Linked DNA regions of Homo sapiens: region 2 is linked to region 1. A link is an interaction called in ENCODE POLR2A ChIA-PET data of the cell type or tissue named here. Cell type or tissue: OCI-LY7. All regions are shown on one strand. Each heading gives the region's core, and the rest is flanking DNA. Links, peaks and the distances in the headings are about the cores only. Region 1 overlaps AKAP13 (A-kinase anchoring protein 13). Region 2 has its middle 24 kb from the start of WDR73.

Region 1 (11,512 bases), core at 1,895-9,894:
ATTTAAGGTTCATTAAAAAACTACTAGCTGCATCAGGCCAGGCGCGGTGTCTCACGCCTGTAATCCCAGCACTTTGGGAGGCCGAGGCGGACGGATCATGAGGTCAGGATATAGAGACCATCCTGGCTAACACGGTGAAACCCCGTCTCTACTAAAAATACAAGAAAATTAGCAGGGTGTGGTGGTGGGCGCCTGCAGTCCCAGCTACTCGGGAGGCTGACGCAGGAGAATGGCGTGTACCCAGGAGGCGGAGCTTGCAGTGAGCCGAGATCGCACCGCTGCACTCCAGCCTGGGCGACAGACAAAGCGAGACTCTGTCTCAAAAAAAAAAAAAAAAAACTACTACTAGCTGCATCAAAGAATATAATCAACAGAGTGAAAAGGCAACCCACAGAATGGGAGAAAATTCTAGCAACTCTTATTTAATAAGAGATTAATATTTAGAATACATAAATAATTCCTACAACCAATTTAAAAAAAGGGTAATGGACCTGATAGGGTGGCTCATACCTGTAATCCCAGCACTTTGGGAGGCCGAGGCAGGCAGATCACCTGAGGTCAAGAGTTCGAGACCAGCCTAGACAACATGATGAAACCCTGTCTCCACTAAAAATACAAAAAATTAGCTGGGTGTGGTGGTGCACTCTTTCATCCCAGCTACTCAGGAGGCTGAGGCAGGAGAATCGCTTGAACCTGGGAGGCAGAGGTTCCAGTGAGCAGAGATCGTGCCTATGCACTCCAGGCTAGGCGACGAGTGAAACTCCATCTCAAAAAAATAATTAAATTAAAATAAAATAAAAATGAAAAACAGGCAAAGGATTTGAACAAATATTTCTCCAAAAAAGATATACAAATAGCCAATAACCACATAAAAAGATGCTCACATCACTAACTACTAGAAAAATGCAAATCAAAACCACAATGAGATATCACTTCACACACTATAAGATGACTACTGTCACAAAAACAGAAAATAACAAGTGTTGGTGAGGGTACAGAGAAACTGGAACACTTGTGCACTGCTGTTAGAAATGTAAAATGGTACAGCCACTATGGAAAACAGTATGGCAGCTCCTCAAAAAATTAAAAATAGAATTACCATATGATCCAGCAAGTCCACCTCTGGGTACATACGCCAAAGAACTGAAAGCAGGGACTTCGAAAGATGTCTGTACACCCATGGTCAAAGCAACATTATTCACAATAACCCATATGTGGAAACAACTCTAGTGTCCATTGGTGGATGAATGGATAAACAAAATGTGGTATATACATACAATGGAATATTATTCTGCCTTAAAAAGGAAATACATTCTGACACATGCTACCACATGGATGAATTCTAATGACATTGTGCTAAGTGAAGTAAGCCAGTCACAAGAACGCAGACTGTGTGGTATCATTTACATATAGTACCCAGAATAGTCAAATCCATAGAAACAGGAAGTAGAAAAGTATTTGCCAGGGACACGGAGGAGAGAGAAATAGAAAGTTATTGTTTCATGGGTACAAAATTTCCGTTCCGCAACATGAAAAGAGTCATGGAAATGGACAGTGGTGATGACTGCACGACAATGTGAAAGAGCTAAATGCCACTGCCTCTGCACTTAAAAATGATTAAGACGGTAAATGGTTAAGATGGTAAATTTTATGGTATGTGTGTTTACCACAATTAACATTTTTTAATATTCTTAAAATATCAATTACTGGCATGCAGTAAGCAGTTGGTACTTTCTAGATGAATAAATGGACTCTAAAATAGATTGTGGGCAAAATCAAGAACCACTTTGAATGAGGTAATCTAAGCCAAATGTAAACATTACCACTTCCAGGAAGCCAACTCCTCTCCCATGCCAGAATGAATCATGCCCCTCAGTGCACTCTCATTCACCCAGCAGCCTGTGCTAGAAATTCCCAGTTATTCTGGACAACTACCACCTCCTAATTCCCACCATCTACTCAACAAGTTTCATCCATTCAACTTTCAAAATGTCCATTAGATCTGCTGGCTCCCTTCCAACCTCACTGCATTCAAGCCCTCACAATCTGTCCAAAACTATGGTAATGGCCTCCTCTAACTTGTCTGAGAGGCAATGCTCCCTTCTCCCTCTGCCAAGCCACTATCCTCTACTGCTCACAGAATGAGGTATCCAAAACAAAACCAGACTATCCTCCCTTTTGCTTCAAGAGGACAAACTAAAAGACGCTTCCACCCACCCCATTTTGACTTTCTAACCTAATTCGGTGACCACACCCTATCCACACGAAATAATTCTACACCTCACTGCTCACTGAGTTCAAACACACCAAGCTCTTTGACGTCTGTTTCTTTGCACACAGTGTATCACAGCAGAACCATCATTCCATTCTTTCTCTCCTCAACCCAGGCCTGGCAAATTCCTACTCATGCTTTAAGACCCAGCACAGGCCGGGCACGATGGCTCATGCCTATAATCCCAGCACTTTGGGAGGCCAAGGCAGACAGATCACCTGAGGTCAGGAGTTGAAGAACAGCCTGGCCAACATGGTGAAACCCTGTCTCTACTAAAAATAAAAAAAATTTTAAAAAAATTAGCCAGGCATGGCAGCGCATGCCTGTAGTCTCAGCCACTCGGGAAGCTGAAACAGGAGAATCTCTTGAACCCAGGAGGCGGAGGTTGCAGTGAGCCCAGATCGCACCACTGCATTCCAGCCTGGGTGACAGAGCAAGACTCCGTCCCAAAAAAAAAAAAAAAGACCCAGCACACCCGTCCCATCCCTCATCCCTCATCTGTGTTCCTTAGAAGCCTGTATACCACAAAGTTGGTACTCTAACATTGTTACACAACAAATTTCCATATCTCTCACTATACCCCAATTATCTTTGCATTCCTAGTGGCTGGTGCACATTCCTTCTGCTTAAATATTTCTTCAATGAGCTTATACTACTTGTAACTAGCATAAAATATATTATTTCTGTTTTGTAAGTAGGACAAAAAATCCAGAGATCTTATCCTCCAGAGACATACTCTTTGTGGCCTAGGACTGTGCTTTACTCTCCCTTGGTTCTTTCAGGGCCTAGCCCATAATATGCTGTCTCATATTGTCTGCTGAAAGGAATTTCAAAATAGAACTACCCCTAGAAACCATCAAATTAGCTTTTATTATGCATTTTTCTCTCAAAGTGTCTATGTTCTCCTAACACAAAATGTTATGAAATCTAATTACATTTACAAAAATTAGCAAAGAAACAACACTGCAAACAACTTATTAGCCAATTCATGTCTCCTAAAACAGTAACACAAATAACATAAGTAGTTTATTTCTAAATAGGAATTCAGACTGGAAAGGTCAGTAACTGCTGTATATAGTACCTCTTCTTCTACCTTCCAATGTCCTATACCATAATTGATCTACACTTAAAGAAAAAAAATTCTCCCCAATTATAGGTACAACCACAGACAAAAAATAAATGCTTGCTGGACACATATGTGTCCAGCAACGAGCAATATGGTATATAAAATAGGTACTGTTTTTCCCATCTTACACACAGTGGAACTGCAGCTCCAAAAAAAAAACAAAAAAAAAAACTATTTTCTAGTCTAAGGTCACAAAAATTAGTTGAGAGAGAGCAAGACTTGAAACCACAATCATAAAACCATACAATGTCATGGGAATTTTAATCATGGTCCCTTCACTCTTCACTCAGGATGGTAAAGCACACTTACAGGCACAATGGAAATAACTGCACTACCGTGGGGTGTGCAGTCTTAATCAAAGATCCAGAGAAATAGTTTATTTATCCACTCTAGTTTTTGTATCTTAAGAGCATTTTGGTCTGGCTCAGTGGCTTACACCTATAATCCCAGCACTTTGGGACGCCAAGGCAGGAGGATCGCTTGAGGCCAGGAGTTTGAAACCAGCCTGGGCAACATAGTGAGACCCTGTCTCTACAAAATAAAAATTACAAAGTTAGTTGGGCATGGTGGCACATGCCTGTAGATGCAGCTACTCAAGAAGCTGAAGCAGCAGGTCTGCTTGAGCCCAGGAGTTCAAGGTTGTGGTGAGCTGTGATCACCAGTGTACTCTAACAGCCTTGGCGATGGGGCAAGACTCTGTCTCAAAAAAAAGAGGGTGGGGGGTGAGGGCAGGTATTCTACCAGTAGTATGACATGCAACAGAGAGTACTTTCTTCAAGAGACACATACAACACCTATCATTTGTCCTAAAGGCTACTCCGTTAGAGAAGTCTGGAACGGCTTGCAAACTGCAACAAAAAGAACACTGGCTTTGGAATGAAATTGACTTTGGCCGAAGTTCTGGATCCTGCCCTTACTAGCTCAATAAGTATCCTAGCTTCTTTGTATCTCATATTTCTGTAACTAAAACACAGAGATAAAATCTTCACAGGTTAGTGAATAAGGCAAATAAACAGCATCTAGCACATAGTAAGCACTCAATAAATAAATAAAGTTTCCTTCAACCTTTGCCAACCCTACCAGAATTTTGTCTCCAATTTTTGTATCCACACAAGATTAGAATTCAAATAACTTACCCGGTCCATAGTAAAATCAGTATGTGAATCATGGATTTTTGTCAAACTCATTTGTTTCGTGGATACAAACTTCACAACCAAAGTTAACAAAGTGAGCTAGAAGCCAAACTAAACTAGAATCTGGGTCTTTTAAACTACCCAGTTCAAAGCTCTTTAGTAAAAGGGGAAAGACTAACACCATACGAAGAGAAACCAGAGTATAAGTTCAGAACACAGATTCAAAGGCACAAATCTTTCAGGAAAACATCAGTAGAAACAACAAGACACCAAGACAAAACTAAGTCTGAATCGATTAAAACACATGACTCATCTATTCATAAGCTCTAGACTTAGAAGTCACATTAAGAAACTTCACAATGGATCTTTAAAACACAAAACAGACTTTAAACAATGGTAAGGAAAGCTCACCAGAATGTGCTAGGATACAGCATTCCAGATAGCTTATAAAAAAAGAAAAAAACACAACCACTGCTACATAAGGCCCTACTGAGTACTAAGAATGAACACACACAATGATAATAGCTAGAAGGAGGTAAGTGCAAGCAACGAAGGCAAAATAACTTTAAAGATAGTAACAATTTGTCAAACAAAGGCAAATTAATCATTGGCTTTTCAACACAGCCACAATCTAACAGCCATTCATTCAGTAAAGATTACTGAGCCCCTACCATAAGCTGGGAGCTAGGTACTAAAGATACAAAGGTGTGACACTAGCCCAGTAAAGGGAATGAGATATACAAGTACAACTTTACAACCAGGATAGGAAACAGTGTGCCAGAAATGCTTGAGAGGTCAGAAAGACAGCTTATAACCAACTGTGAGAATGAAGCAGGGTTTATGTAGGAAACATCCTTCAAGACTTAGCTTGAAAAGCTAAGGCAGAATTGGACATGAACAGATGGGAAGGAACATTTTGTGTGTCCCTAGGGTCTAGCCTCCACATTGGCACACAAAGTAATCAATATATGTTTCTCAAATGCATGAATGGGCAAAGGCACATGATGATAAATAAATACTTCACCACAGTGAGAGAACAGTTTTTAAAGCGTGTTGTTGCAGAACCAAACTGTGGCAGGCCTTACTCAGATTTTATTCGGTGGGCAATGAGGAACTACTATTTTTAAATGGGGCAGTGATACGACCAAAACTGAGCTAAAAGAAGAATAAACTGACAAAACATAAAACAGGTGACAGCTAAAAGAGAAAACCTGCCCTTAACTATGCTATTGACCTTATCTGCATCTGAGGTAATTATGCTTCAATCTTGGTCAGTCCCTCTCCTTAAAAATCTTTTACACTAATGATTTCTGATGATGTGTGTAGTAAAGTCAGGATAAGCTAGATTATACTATGGTAACAACAACCAGAAGGTATCAGAAGTTAACACAATGAAGTTTACTCCTCACTCACTCAAAGATCACTATGGCTCCAGGCAACTCTCTGGGGCAGCAATCCTTCAAGCCTCAGGGCAGTATTCCAACCTGATTTCATCATGTGGTACTGTCATAGCTACTTGTGCTTCCAGGTCCCAAAAGCAAGGAAAGAGAGAGAGCATTTCACGTCAGATTTTTTTTTTTTTTTTTTGAGAGGAGTTTTGCTCTTGTTGCCCAGGATGGCATGCGATGGTGTGGTCTAGGCTCACTGAGAATCGCTTGAACCACCTCCCGGGTTCAAGCGATTCTCCTGCCTCAGCCTTCCAAGTAGCTGGGATTACAGACATGCGCCACCACGCCCGGCTAATTTTTGTATTTTTAGTAAAGACAAGGTTTCACTATGTTGATCAGGCTGATCTCGAACTCCTGACCTCAGGTGATCCACCCACCTCAGCTTCCCAAAGGGCTGGGATTACAGGCATGAGCCACTGCGCCCGACCTCACATCAGCTTTTAAATGCTTCTAGCCAAAAGCGACACATTTCCATGGGACACAGCAAGTCACAAGACCATGCCATCTTGAAATAGGCTGGGAAATGTGATATTCCACATGCAAAAAGGAGAACTAGAAATTGTAGTGAGTGGCACTAATGCCCACCACGTTTTGATATTTTTACAGTGTCCAGCAATAAATTATGTTGTGAAGAAAAAAATGCCCAATTTCCTTGCATTAGGTACCACCATGGTAAATCCATTCTTAGGGCATCAAAGTTAGCACCACACTGATCATAAAACAATCTAATCTCTGTATGTTCACTGACTCTAAAGAATTTAGCATCACCTATTTTAGATTTTTTTCATATCTATTATTCTTTTAGGAATAATTTCCAACCATTAAAGAAAACATAGCTTATTTCATTCTGCTCTAATCTTACAAATTTCTCATTTTTTCCTTATTTATGAGGACCTAACAGATAAGGAATGGTATATACAATATAATCAAATCATTTCTGCCCTACTATTAAGAGTCCTTGGCATAACAAGCAGTTAAGAACAATGAACGTTGCTAATCACTTTTATTACCAGATTTCATTAATGAAAAACATGAGTAACAGCGGTGCTATTAAAAACGTCTCACAGCTACAAAACTCCTGTAACTTTAAGAAAGGCAGGTGAACATAATAAAGAATGCACACATTTTAGAAACACAATCCTAGTTTCAATCCCCAGCTCTTGCACTTCTGGCTGTGGGAGTTTAGCCAAGCTACACAATCTTAGTAAGCCTCAACTACCATTTACGGCAGAGCTAACTCCAGCTACTTCACAAGACCACCCCAGGGTTAAGTGAGACATACAGATAAAATGCTACAAAGTAAGTGCTCGAAAAAAAAAATGGCAGCTAGCATAAATAGGTTTTGATAAGCAAGGAGTATGATTCTTTGCATCTTTTTATCAGGATTTCCCAAGCTCCCGGAGAGCTAAAAAGTATTTTAATTTCTAATTGCTTAGTTGAGAACTATCTCATGGGCAGTTAACATCAGAGCACAGCCTAGCAGTCAGATACCACGATCCCCCATTGTATTATACAGTTCCTTCATGATTCAGCCAGTAAAATTTCCCTAACCATGAAAGACTTATACCAAGAACAAAGACATCCAGCCAACAGATGGAGATTCATAAACACCAAATCCTAGGCACCAGAAGGCACTTTCAACATATTTCAGTCCAGATGTTTCCAAACTGATTTTTTGGCCATGGAAGTGTCTTCGAAGGAAACATTACAGGAAACACAAAAATAAACTAGAGGAAAGTGGAACTACTCTGTGTAGCACCACTTGCTCTCTTTTTCATGCCCTCCCCAATCTCACTTGGGCCCTTGATGTAATTCCAAGGATCTCCAGGACTTGAGGATACTTTTTGGGGAAAACACAACAAAGAACCAAACAAAAACCTGATACAGTTTAACCGTTTCATTTTTGATGGGAGAATTGAGGTGGAGTGGGCTAAGCAACTTGCCCAAGGTTGTTGGCAGCAAACTAAACCAAATTTATTGAATCCTAATCCAGTGTCTGTTCACTAACAAGTTTTTCTCAGCTACAGAATGTTTTACATCAGAATTTATCCTTTACATTTCTACCAGTCAGTGAGTTTCCATCTTCCTATTTTTAATCTGGCATTCTTATTACTACTGTCTTGTTACTCATTCTCTTATTATTTTGTTCCCCATTATTATTGTCCTATGTCCCAGAAAAACTGCACAGAAACATTTAATTCCTACCACTGATTTACCAAGCTAATTGTTTATCCCAGATCCCTAAGACAGGAAAGAAAGTAGGGAGACCTAAGGAAGAATCCTCTGAAATGTGAGATACCAAGGTCCTATTTGTTGGTTGACCTGCTAATTGTTATTACTCTCTTTTTTACAACCTCAAAGGGACAGTTTAAGAGAATACTGAGACAAAAATGACTAGCTTCTTTGGTAAACAGTTTATAATAGCTCAAGTTACCAGGGGGAGGAAACAGTAAAAAAGCAGAATGGCACACTTCTGAGATTTAAGCCCAAATAATGCTGTTGTAACAGAGAAAACAAATCAAAGCTGGCCTTGCCCCAAAAGATTTCCAAAACAGAGGTCCTTTGGGAGGTCTATAAAAATTCTGATCAATTCAGGTTGGCAGAGGAGACGTCCTCAAAATTCTACATAGGGTTCCTTACCAAAACCAAGTAACATCTAGACTTCATAACGAAACTAACAGTTCAATAATCAGGTATACTACATAAAAAACTGGGTGGTTTCAAGACCACAGAAGCCCTCCCACATCTGAATTAACTATCTACATGTTCCAAGACTTTATTATAGAACCATCATAAATTAAATTTCTACATCTAGTGATATAATATGCCGGGCACAGTGGCTCGTGTCTATAATCCCAGCACTTTGAGAGGCCAAGGCAGGTGGATCACCTGAGGTCAGGAGTTTGAGATCAGCTTGACGAACATGGTAAAACCCAATCTCCAATAAAAATATGAAAATAAGCCAGGCATGGTGACACACACATGTGATCCCAGCTACTTGGGAGGTTGAGGCAGGAGAATCGCTTGAATCCGGGAGGCGGAGGTTGCAGTAAGCCAAGATTGTGCCACTGCACCCCAGCCTGAGCAACATACTCTGTTTAAAAAAAAAAAATATATATATATATATACATATATATATATATGGCTACTAAATTATGATTAATCAGCTATTTCTCTGTAACCAGAAATAGGCTGAATATCAACAAGATACTCCTAAGAATGGTCAACAAAACAGAGACAAGCTGGTGTATCAACAGTGCCAAGAGATCACCTTACACAGCTACCTGACTTACAACTTCCTATACAACTAGTTCTTCCTACTTATAATACAGAAAACCTTCACAAATATTATGATTGAAAATCATTATTATAGCTGAGACCAGTTGACTAATCTTTGGCTCAGAGAAAAAGGTTTGCCTACATTAAAGTCAAGAACACAGTTTCAATGTTTAATTTGCTTGTTTTCTTGATTATCTAAACCATGATGTCAATATGTAACTGTGATTTGAGGAACATATGTGGATTATACGTATTTGTACTTTCAGAACTAAATTTTGTTTTTTAATTTTTTTTTTAGAGACAGGATCTTGCTTTGTCACCCAGGCTGGAGTAAAGGCAGTGTGATCATAGCTCACTGTAACCTCTAACTCATGGACTCAAGTGATCCTTCCGCCTCAGCCTCTCAGGTAGCTACAACTATAGGCATGCATCACCACCCAGCTAATTTTTTAATTTTTATTTTGTAGAGACAGGCTCTCACTATGTTGCCCAGGCTGGTCCTGAACTCCTGGCCTCCTGACTTCAAGCTATCCTCCCACCTCAACCTCTCAAAATGCTGAGATTATAAGTGTGAGCCACTGAGCCTGGCCCAGAACTAAAAGCTTTAACAGTCAGGCGCAGTGGCTCATGCCTGTAATCCCAGCACTTTGGGAAGCCCAGGTGGGAGGATCACTTGAGGCCAAGAGTTTGAGGAGACCAGCCTGGTCAACACAGCGAGACACCATCTCTAGAAAAAATAATAATGAAATAAATAAATAAATAAGTTATATTAATTCTAACATGCATTTAGATAAGCAACAGAATGGCCACAGATCATCTTTCACAGGGCTCTTTGTGTAGAAGAGGACCTTACTCCTCAGCATCTCTAAATCTTATCTCAAATACTTCCCTGTTTTATTGCTGGAGTTAATCTGAACCGACAACTAAGAACAAGCCAAAGGAACATGATATCAGTGACTTTATTTGAAAGTTTCCTCCATCTGTCTTTTAATATTGAGAACTCAGATTAACGTTTAGCACCTAAGAGGACAGTAACGATGCTTCGTGAGTTTCTTCATATCCTTTTAGAAATACAGAGTTCTTTCATTTTTTCTTTGGTTGCCAGTAATCCAGTAATTCTATGAGTAATTATCTTATGGCATCTAAAACTTTATTTATTTATTTATTTATTTTTTTATTTTTTTATTTTTTTTTTTTTTTTTTTTGAGACGGAGTCTCGCTCTGTCGCCCAGGCCGGACTGCGGACTGCAGTGGCGCAATCTCGGCTCACTGCAAGCTCCGCTTCCCGGGTTCACGCCATTCTCCTGCCTCAGCCTCCCGAGTAGCTGGGACTACAGGCGCCCGCCACCGCGCCCGGCTAATTTTTTGTATTTTTAGTAGAGACGGGGTTTCACCTTGTTAGCCAGGATGGTCTCGATCTCCTGACCTCATGATCCACCCGCCTCGGCCTCCCAAAGTGCTGGGATTACAGGCGTGAGCCACCGCGCCCGGCCTGCATCTAAAACTTTAAAAACGTGTTTTCTAAAAGTTATGGGGAAATAGTAAATAGGAACTGTCATATTCTGCCAGTAGAAGTATAAATGACAAAAGCTTTCTGTAGACAACTTGACAATATCTATGAACAGCTGCTGAAATGTACACCATTTGCCCTAACAATTCCATTTCTCTAACAAAGTAAACAAGGACACACAGATGTATGTATAAGGCTGTCCTTCAAAGCAATGTTTATAATAGCATAGAGGAAAGAGGCAGGAGGAAGGGTGATGGGGAAAAAAGATACACAACCTATTCAAATAATAGGAAATGAACTGAAGATAAACTTAAGTTCATACAAGGAAATACTATATAGCCATTAAAATAACTATGTCAGTTACTTGAAATCATATAAAGGTGGCTGGCGGAAACACGTGGATCACTTGAGGTCAGGAGTTCAAGACCAGCCTGGCCAACATGGTGAAACCCCATCTCTACTAAAAATCCAAAAATTAGCCGGGCGTGGTGGCATGTGCCTGTAATCCCAGCTACTCGGGAGGCTGAGGCAGGAGAGTTGCTTGAACCTGGGAGGCAGAGGTTGCACTGAGTAGAGATTGCGCCACTGCACTCTGGCCTGGGCGACAGAGTGAGACTCTGTCTCAACAACAACAAAAAAGAAATCATATAAAGGTACATTGATGAAATGTTTTATAACCTGTTTATGCTCAAGAGTACATAAAATACGCCACATATGGCTAGTCCACATATGGGCTGTATATAT
Region 2 (11,512 bases), core at 1,410-9,409, 770 kb after region 1:
AACTTAAGGAGAAGCAAAGGAAAAGACTTAGAAATGGGACATTATTGTCTACATCTAGAGGATACATGTATCTGAAAGCTTAAGAAAGCCCTTATCTTAGGAACTTGAAGCTGAGGATAATCTCAAGTTCACTTAGTGCCAGTCACTTTAGTTTTTAAAAAAATTTAACTTAAACCCCAGCCTAGGCAACATGGTGAAACCCAGTCTCTACTAAAAATACAAAAATTAGCCAGGCATGGTGGTATGTGCCTGTAGTCCCAGCTAGTTGTGAGGCTGAGGCGGGAGGATTGCTTGAACCTGGGAGACAGTGGGGTTGCAGTGAGCTGAGAATGCACCACTGCACTCCAGCCTGGGTAACAGAGCAAGACTCAAAAAAAAAAAAAAAATTAAACTCTTCTTATTGTGTCTTTTTCCTTGTAAGACATTAACTAAAAGTTACTGGTAGTAAATGGTGACTGTTTTACAATTGGGTTTCATTATTGACAATATCAAAAAAAAGCAGCAATCTTTAAGAGTTCAAATTAGTGTAAGATAGGAAGGACTGCAAAACAATCTGATTTTTCAGTTGTAATTAAAGTGCTCCTTTTCTTATTTTAAGTAAAATAAAATTAATCAGTCACTGGCAACAATCATTATTAAGAGGTCTTTTAGGGCAAAATTTAATAGTATGAAGAGGTTTACAAAAATAGATTGACGTTATTTTGAGAAATACTGTAATTTTTTCTCAATTCAGTTTTGATAAATTGTACCTAATCATAGAAAAATTATTCCAATTCAAACTTGACATATATTAAAAAAGTAGAGATGAAATTAACTCAGCTACGTAACAGATCTGGCAAAATATAAGAATGAAAAAAATTCTACACAGGGCACTTATTTCATATCCAGAGGTAAAAACATTTTCTATTAGTAGCTTATCTTCTTCCTGTAAGCAATCACAGATTCTAAGTTGATCATGCGGTACAAAGTCACAGCAGTCAGAATCTTCTGTTTGATGCAACACACAAAGTTGTTTGTTTCCTTACTAAAATGCGAACTGGTTGTCTATTTTTCTTTATCCCATTTATTCGTATTCACAAATTAACAAATAGCGTCAACAATTATTGTAGGTGAAGTGGGGTATTGCTGGATCAAAGGCTCTATAAGACGTCTTTACTGACTGAATCTGAAGGTTTATTGAGTTCAATCCTCACACCTTTTTCACCTGTTAGATATTTTACTTTAGCTCGTGCTCTCTCATCTGCATCAAATACCAAACAGTTATTGCGTACTTTGTAGCATATGCTGGTTGTACTTCATGAGGGTTGCGATGGTCAGACCAGAAAAACAGCAGTCTATCAAATTTGGGTTCAATGTCAGCAAACTAGGCTTTACCTTCTAGAAAAATTCGAAGTATACCTCCACTTACCTTGGCATCCCGTTCTTTAACGTAATGTAATACATTTCACACGTCTTCCGTCTCCATTTGGATTATCAACATGACGTACATAACCCGTTCCATTGACCGGATAACAAGCAGCCATGGCTTTTGTCCGGCCCGGGGACGCGCGAGGCGGGGACGCGGCCGCCGCGGGGTCGGCCGCGGACTTGGCCTTTGCCTTGGCTGCGTCCCCGGAGGCGCTGTCCCGGCGCCTCGCTGCCTTCCTGGCCTCCAGGGCCCGGTCCCTGGACGGCGGCGCTGCAGCGGGCGGCGCGGGGCCGGAGTCCTGGTGAGGGCCCCCTCCGTGGCCGAGGGCGCCCTCGCTGCCCTGGCACACGAGCTTGTGCTTCTTCCAGTCCTGGCGCTGGCGCTCCTTGCAGCAGAAGGAGCTGCGGCTGCAGCGCAGCAGGTTCTCCATCTTCCCGCACAGCTCGCAGTACTGCCGGTCTCGCTCGCTCGAGCTCGGCTCGCCGGGCCCGCAGCTGTCATTGGCCATGGCGACCGCAGCTGAGCAGGAGGGGTGCGGCCGGACGGCCTCGCCCGAGGCTGGGGAGCGGAGAGAGAGATAGGGGCCGTCACTGCGCCATGCACCCGCTACCCTTGACTCAAGGAGGCTGGCACCCAGGGCCCTCGGCCGGGTCGCTTCCGAGTCCTAGGCTCCGGCGCAGCGCAGGCGGCCGCCTCAGCGCCTAATCGCCGCCGTGGGCTGAGAGAACGCGGCCTGTGCGGCGAACGGCAACCCGGGCTCGGGCGCGCGAGCCTGCGGAGCGCAAGACCGGCCCCCTCGGCTGCCGCCACCGCCTCAGCGTCCCGGGCGGCCCGGCCCAGGCTGCGGAGGAGCGCAGGGTAAGCGGGTGCCGCTCGCTCTGCGCATTCTGCACGTACACCACGGTACGGCGGCGACCCGGCCGTGCGGCGCGCGTGGGCCCACACTGCGATTTCTTATCACTCTTGCGGACGGGCTAGAGTTCGTTCTATTTTGGGGCTGTGCTTCAACTGTTCCTCTGGTTCTGCTGTGAACTTCACCATTGCCTGGAACAGACAGATTCTGTCTGTGCTTGCTTCGGATGGATGTTTAGAGAACTCAGTACTGATCCTGAGGGCTCCTTCTTTGAGAGCACATCCTGTCCCTCTTCAAGGACTGGAAGTGGTCAAAATTCTGTAGGGACTAAAACTTAAACATCCCAAACATAAAAAAGCAGAGGAAAGGTTGGGTGCAGTGGCTCACGCCTGTAATCCCAACACTTTGGGAGGCCGAGGTGGGTGGATCACAAGGTCAGGAGTTCGAGGCCAGCCTGGCCAATATGGTGAAACCCAGTCTCTACTAAAAATACAAAAATTAGCCGGGCGTGGTGGTGGGCGCCTGTAGTCCCAGCTACTAGGGAGGCTGAGGCAGGAGACTCGCTTGAACCCGGTTGGCGGAGGTTGCAATGACCCGAGATGGCACCACTGCACTCCAGCCTGGGTGACAGAGCGAGACTCCCTTTCCAAAAAAAAAAAAAAAAAAAAAAAAGCAGAGGAAAAAGCCAGTCTTATGCAAAAGCCTGCAACAGCAGTAAAGACGGCAGACATGTGGAAGGCTTTATGGAGATAAGGCCATGGACCACTGCATCCTGGCCACCCAGCTCTCTGGGGACTGCTCCTACCTGCCTTGCCAAACCCTAGGCAAAAAGACATAGGATAATTCAGGTGTTTTGCAATAGGCTCAATAATGTCGACAAAGACCACCGAAGCCGCTTGCCTCTGGCTGGCTGCTACAGAGTGAGAGCTGTTCTCCAAAAAGACATCCCTGTCACATGTGCTCCTCCCTGATCACAGTGAGGCTCATACCATTTTAAGCAATTTTCTTATTTAATGGCAGGGACGGACACTCAGAGCAGCCAATGTTGTGCATTCTCTGAAGAGTCAGCCTGAACTTGGAAGGAAAGTTGCAGATACCATGACCACGAAATAAGCAAATTCCAGTTTAACATCAATAGTGAAGTATGCCCACACTGCTAGTAACCCAAGGCAGCTCTGTCTCTCACATACCTCTATTTTAACTGTTCGGAACTATGTTTTTATAGCTCACCTCCAGCCTCTGTCTTCCAGGTTCTTTCTGCAAGTCTTCCACCAGGGCCACTGCCTCCTCTCCACTCTCCGGATGCTGCTGTCTGACCCAGATCTGGATCTCCTGGAGAAGGACAGTCGGGAACTGTTCTAGGACCAGCAACTCCAGGATCTGCTCTTTTGTACACTTCTCTGGCCTTAGCCACTGACAACAGAGCTTCTGGAGCTGGAGGAGGGCCTCTCGGGGTCGTGATGCTTCTTGGTAACGGAAATGCCAAAAGCTCTGGCAGGATGTCTCTGGTCCAGGGTAATTCCCTTGAAGGGAAATTTCCTGCTCCCAGTGGGAATCTTCTTCCAGTTTAACTATTTGGAGATCTTGTACTGAAGGAGTCTGGATTTGTTGGTCCACAGCTACAGCCATTGTTCAGGTCAGAGAAGAGCTTTGCAACCGCACTCTAAAGCTCAAACCTCTTCATCACCTCACTGGGAAGCCATCTTAGAACTTCCACTTAGGAGTCACTAAGTGGAACTTCTCTTGAAATTCTAGAGTCAGAGACATACATTACAAAGTTAACTCTAGTAAAAATCGCAAGTGTTAGCCCAGCAGGCTTGAGGTGAAGAAGAGAGCCTTCCTGTCCCAGCCCTGTTGCATGCCCTGGTGCCTGTGGAGTCACTGGTGGGGTGGCAGTTCCGGAAGTTTGATAAGAGGAGTCAAGGGCTAGTGACCTGGTTGAAAAGTAGAGGAGCTTGAAGCTGAGAGAATACGGACGATTCGGCCCCGTGACATGTTCTTAGCGGGGACGCAAGAAGCCCGAGCCCAGGTCCCAAACACGGCTATTCGGCTAGCCACTGAGCACCGGAAGCGGAAAACCTAGCCCCAGAAGGACTCCGTGTTCTCCGGAACTACATTTCCCAGAGGCCGCCGCCCGAAGACAGACAGCAGCGTTAGCCCATAAAATGGGAGAATATCTCAGGCGCCTATTCGTTTCAGACGAATCATTGATGACTTTTCTACCAGCTGGGTAAGTGGGGCGGGGTCGCGAACCGCAGCCACAACTCGCGCACCTGGGAGGGTGTGGGTCTTGCCTCCCAGGGGAGGTGGAGATCTCTCGCCCTGCGCGGCCCTGGTGGTATGAGCGAGAGGGGTCTTTACAAAAATTTTTTGTTTTGTTTTGTTTTTTATTTTTTATTTATTTATTTATTTTGAAGCGGAGTCTCGCTCTGTCGCCCAGGCTGGAGTGCAGTGGCGCGATCTCGGCTCACTGCAACTTCCGCCTCCCGGGTGCGAGCAGTTCTCTGCCTCAGCCTCCCGAGTAGCTGGGATTACAAGGCACCCACCACCACTCCCGGCTGATTTTTTTTTTTTTTTTTGTATTTTTAGTAGCGACGGCGTTTCACCATTTTGGCCAGGCTGGTCTTGAGCTCCTGACCTCATGATCCACCTGCCTTGGCCTCCCAAAGTGCTGGGATTACAGGCGCGAGCCACCGCGCCCGGCCTTTGTTTTGTTTTTAATAGAGACGAGGTCTAACTATGTTGCCCAGGCTGGTTTTGAACTCGTGGGCCTCTCAAAGTGCTGGGATTATAGGCATGAGCTGCCACGCCAGTTTATAAAGTATTTTCACTTAGGGCCGAGGGCAGCTGTTTAACCCTGTTAGTCCCTATTTATCCTTACTATGCAGATGAATATATCGAGACAGCTTGGGACTGAGGTCTCTGCCCTTACGAAGCTGGGACTCCAGTTAAGGTTTTCTGCCACTTAAAGTGCTTTTCTCTGGCATGGTTGGTAGCTGTGGTAATGCTTTACCACTCTGTTCCTCCCCCCCTCACTTACCACTCACACAATTCCTCATTTCCTGCTTGCACAGTCCTGGGTCATTCGAGATTAATACCATTGACTTTCATTCAACAGTTGGGGAGCAATTCGGGCCAAGCACCAGGCAGCGAGTGTGCTGTGGTGGGAGAAAAAAAAAGGAGACACTCCTTCCTCTTAAGGAATGCAATGCAGCGGAGGGTGCATTTTCTAAAACGCTGCCACGGAGTTATGTGCAACCCAAATAACTACAATGCAGTGCTATTAAATGCTTTGCGAAATGCTACGTGCTAAATGGAGGTGTGTTCAAAGGAAATGACTTGATAGAAATACCAGGGACGGACCGGTGCAGTGGCTCACGCCTGTAATCCCAGCACTTTGGGATGCCAAGGCGGGCCGGTCACTTGAGGTCAGGAGTTCGAGACCAGCCTGGCCAACATGGTGAAACCCCAAATCTAGTAAAAATACAAAAAAATTAGCTTGGTGTGGTGGTAATCCCAGCTACTCAGGAGGCTGAAGCAGGAGAATCGCTTGAACCGGGGAGGCAGAGATTGTAGTGAGCTGAAATCATGCCACTGAACTCCAGCCTGGGTGACAGAGGGAGACTGTTTCAAAAAAAAAAAAAAAAAAAAACCAAGGAAGGGCTGGGAGAGCCCAGAATCGTGCAGCCTCAGGGAAAGGACCTACTTTACACATTTTATCTGGTTTGGTTCTGAGAAGGAAACCTGGAACCCTGCATTGTAGGTTTCACTTCTTATTTAACAGATGAAAGGTTCAAATTCAATGAAGGTGGGGAGAGCTGTGCTTGCCCCCACAGTAGGAGCAGCCTGTGGTTAGGTGAGGGAAGGACAGGATAACAGAAAGGGCTTTCTAGAGAATCAGTTGCGAAGCAGGGCCATGGAAATTCCTTCTATCCCTCTTAACTTAGTGTCAACAAAAAGTCTCAGTGCAGACAAACCCACTGAACTTAATTTGGGAGAAAAAGCCATGGAGAAGACCCTTTAGAATGCACTTCCAAACTAGAAACCAAACGGGGTGCCTGCAAGGGGGTCGTTCTCCTTGTCTTTAGAAAAAGGGAATCGAGAAGAACCTTTAGAATGAACCTCCGAACTACAATTAGGATCCTAAACAACCTCTTCCTAGGAGAAAAAAAAAAAAAAGCAACAGCTCACAATAAACCAAGGACCATCAACCAAACGAGAGGTCCAGGGCTCAGGAGGACTTACTAGGAGGAGAAGCTGAAAGTCGGTGAGGCCTTTATTTATTTATTTATTTATTTATTTATTTATTTATTTATTTTTGAGACAGGGTCTCTCTCTGTTGCCCGGCTGGATTCTGGGCCTGATCATCGCTCACTGCAGCCCTGGCCTCCCTGAACTCAGGCAATCTTCCTGCCTCAACCTCCGAAGAGCTGGGACTATAGGCCCGCACCACCATGCCAGGCTAATTTTTGTACGTTTTGTAGAGATGAGGTTTGGCCATGTTGCCAAGGCTGGTCTTGAACTCCTGGGCTCAAGTAATCTGCAGGGGGGGCTTTCAAGGACCCCTACTGGTACCGTAGCTCCAAATTCAGGCAACTACTTCAGGGTTCTCAGTCCTCTCTGAGGCCCCATGTGTTCAGATGCCAAATTATTGTCAATGAAGAGAGAAGACTAAACATTGTAGCTAATATATCTTTTTTTTTTTTTTTTGAGATGGAGTCTTTGCTCTGTTGCCCGGGCTGGAGTGCAGTGGCACCATCTCAGGTCACTACAACCTCTGCCTCCCGAGTTCAAGTGATCCTCCTGCCTCAGCTTCCTGAGTAGCTGGGACTACAGGTGCACACCACCATGCTCAGCTATTTTTTTGTATTTTTAGTAGAGATGGGGTTTCCCTATGTTGGTCAGGCTGCTCTCAAACTCCTCACCTCAAGTGACCCACCCACTTTGGCCTCCCAAAGTTCTGAGATTACAGGAGTGAGCCCACCGTGCCTGGCCACTAATGTATCATTTTTATCTTAATGTTTTGTTCTTTTATCCATTTGTTCCTATTAGGTATTTCTCATGGCTTTAACAGTGGACTTCAGGAGTCATGGTTAAGTAACAGGTGTGGGGCAGGTAACTGACCAAACCTCTCCTCTGAGCCTCCATTTTCTTACCTGTAGAGTGAGGATACTTACCTCCCTCCTAGGGCTGTCAGGATTAAATGAGATGGCAGGTAAAGACCTTAGCACAGTGCCTGGCGCATGGTAACTGCTCTGTCCATTTTGTCACTATAAGCTCTTCTGGTTTATTGTAAAGTATATAATGCAACCCAAGTGAAGCAAAATTCCATGAATAAAAAAAGTCATCTCATTATAGCTTGCCTCAAATTATAAAATCTCTAATAAAAATGAAGGTATGTAGTTAGTGGCAGAAGTTTGTCTACAACTAGATCTGTCCAGTGCTCAATACTCTCTACTATGTCACAAACTTCAGGACAGGGTTAAGAGGGAGACAAGGTACTGCCTGGAAGGGGAATACCTTCTGGGGTCCTGGTAAGCGATTTTTTTTTTTTTTTTTTTTTGAGATAGAGTCTTGTTCTGTTGTCCAGGCTGGAGTACAGTGGCGCCATCTCAGCTCACTGCAAGCTCCACCTCCTGGGTTCAAGTGATTGTCTTGCCTCAGCCTCTTGAGTAGCTGAGACAACAGGTAGGCGCCACCACACCTGGCTAATTTTTTTATTTTTAGTAGAGGTGGGGTTTCACCATGTTGGCCAGGCTGGTCTTGAACTTCTGACCTCAAGTGATCCACCCACCTCGGCCTCCCAAAGAGTTAGGATTATAGGCAGGAGCGCCTGGCCCTGGTAAGTAGTTTCTTGATCTGGGTGCTGGTTACACAAGTGTGTGCAGTTTGTAAAAACTCAATGAGCTGTACATTTGTGTACACTTGTCTGCTATATATTAATAACAATTTATGTATTTATTTTTGAGACCAAGTCTTGCTCTGTCACCCAGGCTGGAGTGCAGTGGTGCGATCTTGGCTCACTGCAACCTCGACCTCCCGGATTCAAGTGATTCTCTTGCCTCAGCCTCCCAAGTATCTGGGACTACAGGTGCCCGCCACCATGCCCAGCTAATTTTTGTATTTTTAGTAGAGATGGGGTTTCACTGTGTTGGCCAGGCTGCTCTCGAACTCCCGACCTCAAATGATCTGCCCACCTTGGCCTCCTAAAGTGCTGGGTTTACAGGTGTGAGCCGCCATGCCCGGCCCAATAACAATTTAAAACAAAGGGAACTGTCTCTGGATATAGTTATATAGATTCACTGTATTAAAGGATAAGAGTAAGATAAAGTCTCTGAGGGTTCACCGCTTGTCCAAACAGAAAAAACAGAAAAAAAAAATTGTGAGCCGAGTGGTGGCTCATGCCTGTTATCCCAGCACTTTGGGAGGCCAAGGTGAGAGGATCGCTTGAGCCCAGAAGTTTGAGACAAGCCTGAGCAACACAGTAAGAGACCCTGTCTCTATTAAAAAAAAAAAAAAAAAAAAAGACCGGGTGCAGTGGCTCACACCTGTGATCTCAGCACTTTGGGAGTCTGAGGCGAGTGGATTGCCTGAGCCCAGGAGTTCAAGACCAGCCTGGGCAACATAGTGAGATCCTGTCTCTATTAAAAAAAATAAATTGTGTACTACAGATTTGGCTACAATATGCATGGTTTTCCATGGGCTTTTGATTATCTGTGACATTTCAAAACTATAAGTTGTTTCATTAGAATATTGGTGGGTTGGTTTTTACAAATGTCTTCATCTGTGTGCATAACTTACATAGGTAAATACTAAGAGGGCACTGAAGTAAAAACTAACATTTATCATCTGACCAAGGAACGCGCAGGAAACCTAATCCACTATCCAGGCCAGAATCATGGGCTTCATCTGTCTCTTGCATTTCTTTTTTTTTTAGACAGAGTTTCGCTCTTGTTGCCCAGGCTGGAGTGCAATGGCAGCGTGATCTTGGCTCACTGCAACCTCTGCCTCCTGGGTTTGAGCAATTCTCCTGCCTCAGCCTCTCGAGTAGCTGGGATTACAGGCATGTGCCACCATGCCTAGCTAATTTTGTATTTTTAGTAGAGACGGGGTTTTGTCATGTTGGCCAGGCTGGTCTTGAACTCCTGACCTCAGCTGATCCGCCTGCTTTGGCCTCCCAAAATGCTGGGATTACAGGTGTGAGCCACCACGCCCAGACTGCTTCTTGCATTTCTATGAAGAGAACCAACTGGCAAATATTTCCTGAGTTCCCATCACAAGCACTGAGCTGGGTACTAGAGCTGGAGGTTCCTGGAGCTGGGAACCTCAGGATGGGTATGAACATAAAAAATGGAAGGGAGGGAGGGGGCAGGATGAAGTAGGGAGGACGTGTAACAGATCAACGTAACGAGAGTCATGGCACTGAGCTGGAGAGTGCAAGGGCCCACAGGCAGGGTCAAGTCTGCCAGGGAAGTGCAGGGAGGAGGCCTCCTGGAGGAGGTGGTGCCCAAGCTGCATCTTCAAAAATGGGCAGGCGGGCCCCGGCAAACAGGGAGGCCCGGCGTTCCAGAAAAGGGAGCAGGGTGAACAGGGGCACTGAGGCAAGGCTCAGCTGTGCATAGTGATCGGGAGCTGGCTGGGGATAAGAATGGTCAAGGGCACAGAGGTGTGATGACCAGGGCAAGGCAAGGAATGAATGTGATGAGTTTCCACAGAGGTTCCCTATGGGAAGGCCTCATCTGCTGTTGAGCAGTATGGCCTTTCTGTAGGTGATGGGGAGCCCCTCAGGGCTTAAGCTAGGTGGTAGCCGGCTCAGTTCTGCTGTGAAAGAATGCTCACTCTAGCTGCAACATGGAGAGGCAGGCATAGGGAGGTGGAGGTTACAATGAAGCTGAAAGACAGGAGGATCGCTTGAACCCAGGAGGCGGAGGTCGCAGTGACCTGAGATGGTGCCACTACACTCCAGCCTGGGCAACAGAGCACCAGCTCAAAAAAAAAAAAAAAGAAAGATATATTAGCTACAATGTTTAGTCTTCTCTCTAGCTAGTGTCAGGACAATCCACAACTGTAACTGGTCATTCCTTACATGTGACTTGTGATTGTCCTTCCTGGCCCTTTATCCCTGAAGGGTGTCCTGTCTCATAACCAGAAAGTTCAGCAGGGGCCCCATGTCCTGGGTTTGCTGTACCCATAGTCTCCATAGTCTCTCACAGATGGCCTTGGAGATTACCAAATGGAGGGCGGTTCTAGCCTCCCTGCTCCCTGGCCCAGTTAAGCTATTTCAGATCTTTGGACAAAATCTCACTTTTGTCCTTTTTCCTTTTTCACCCTCTTGATAAAATATCCCACAGCCATATGGGAAATGGAAGTAGAATTGCCGGGAAGCAACCAGGAAGGAAGTAGTGGTGGCGCATGCCTGTAATCCCAGATACTCAAGAGGCTGAGGCAGGAAACGGAAGTAAAATTGCCGGGAAGCAACCAGGAAGGGCTGTGGCAGCTGCCAGGCAAAGGTCTGAACTCTGCCAGGGGCTTTGAGGCTGGGAATGCTGAGTAGGGAGGCAGAATGTGCACGCTGTGGTTCCCGAATGAATGGCTCTGAGGGAGGAAGGCATCTTGGATGATCCCAGGTTTTGGGATTGGGTGAGGCAGGATAGGTGGCGGTGCTACTCACAAAGAGGAAAGGCAAGGAGAGGCAGTCAGGGGACATGCTGAGTTTGAGATTCCAGGAACAACTTCAGCAGGTGAGTAGGTGGCAGGAAGAAGCCAAGAGAGACTTGAAATCAAGACAGGAAAGAGCTGATGGGGCAAGGTCCTGATCCTGGAGAAGTGGAGGGGAAGCTCCGGGTGGAGGTTACTATGAAGCTGAAAGCATAGCTCCAGGCTGAGCGTAGAGGTGAGAGGCTGAGGGAGCGCAGAGAGTTTGTTGGCCTGGAGGTGGGAAACAGCGGGAGTTCACACCTGACGGGTTCAGGGTTCTCAGATGTGAGCTGAGCCTGGGAGCTGACATTCTGAGAATGGCCAAAGGGTACACAGCCATTGTGGGGACTGGGAAAGGGAAGTGACGAAAGTCAGGTAAAAGACTTGCAGAGGTGGACCAGAGGGCCACGTTGAGGGTGAAGCAATTGTGTTTTTGGTTATGTTTTGCTTTTTTTTTTTTTCTCTTTTTCTTTTCCTTTTGAAGACAGAATCTTGCTCTCTCACCCAGGTTGGAGTGCAGCGGGGCGACCTCGGCTCACTGCAACCCCTGCCTC

Evidence for each region. ChIA-PET counts read pairs that join two places held together with the same protein. Peaks named below come from ENCODE experiments on the same cell type or tissue, not always from the same donor. Only the 100,000 strongest peaks of a DNase experiment are listed, where the experiment ranks them.
Region 2: POLR2A ChIA-PET joins it to region 1 with 34 read pairs; 3 of 35 experiments call an interaction of 5 or more read pairs at or near these places.

The regions. Positions count from the first base shown.
Region 1 is chr15:85,398,454-85,409,965 of GRCh38, reverse strand. The region is part of intron 1 of AKAP13 (A-kinase anchoring protein 13); the gene reads right to left. Among named protein-coding and RNA genes, the nearest start is that of AKAP13, 24 kb to the right of the region's middle. RefSeq lists an enhancer at 8,516-8,615. In OCI-LY7, for the core only: no CTCF peak of the experiment used is centred there; DNase peaks (open chromatin) are centred at 4,045, 5,645, 7,245 and 7,567; H3K4me3 peaks cover 5,788 bases; H3K27ac peaks cover 7,853 bases.
Region 2 is chr15:84,624,278-84,635,789 of GRCh38, reverse strand. It overlaps the pseudogene SCAND2P and the pseudogene EGLN1P1. Among named protein-coding and RNA genes, the nearest start is that of WDR73, 24 kb to the left of the region's middle. RefSeq lists silencers at 1,503-1,582, 2,053-2,402 and an enhancer at 3,897-3,946. In OCI-LY7, for the core only: a CTCF peak has its summit at 1,622; DNase peaks (open chromatin) are centred at 2,039, 3,729 and 4,409; H3K4me3 peaks cover 3,891 bases; H3K27ac peaks cover 1,935 bases.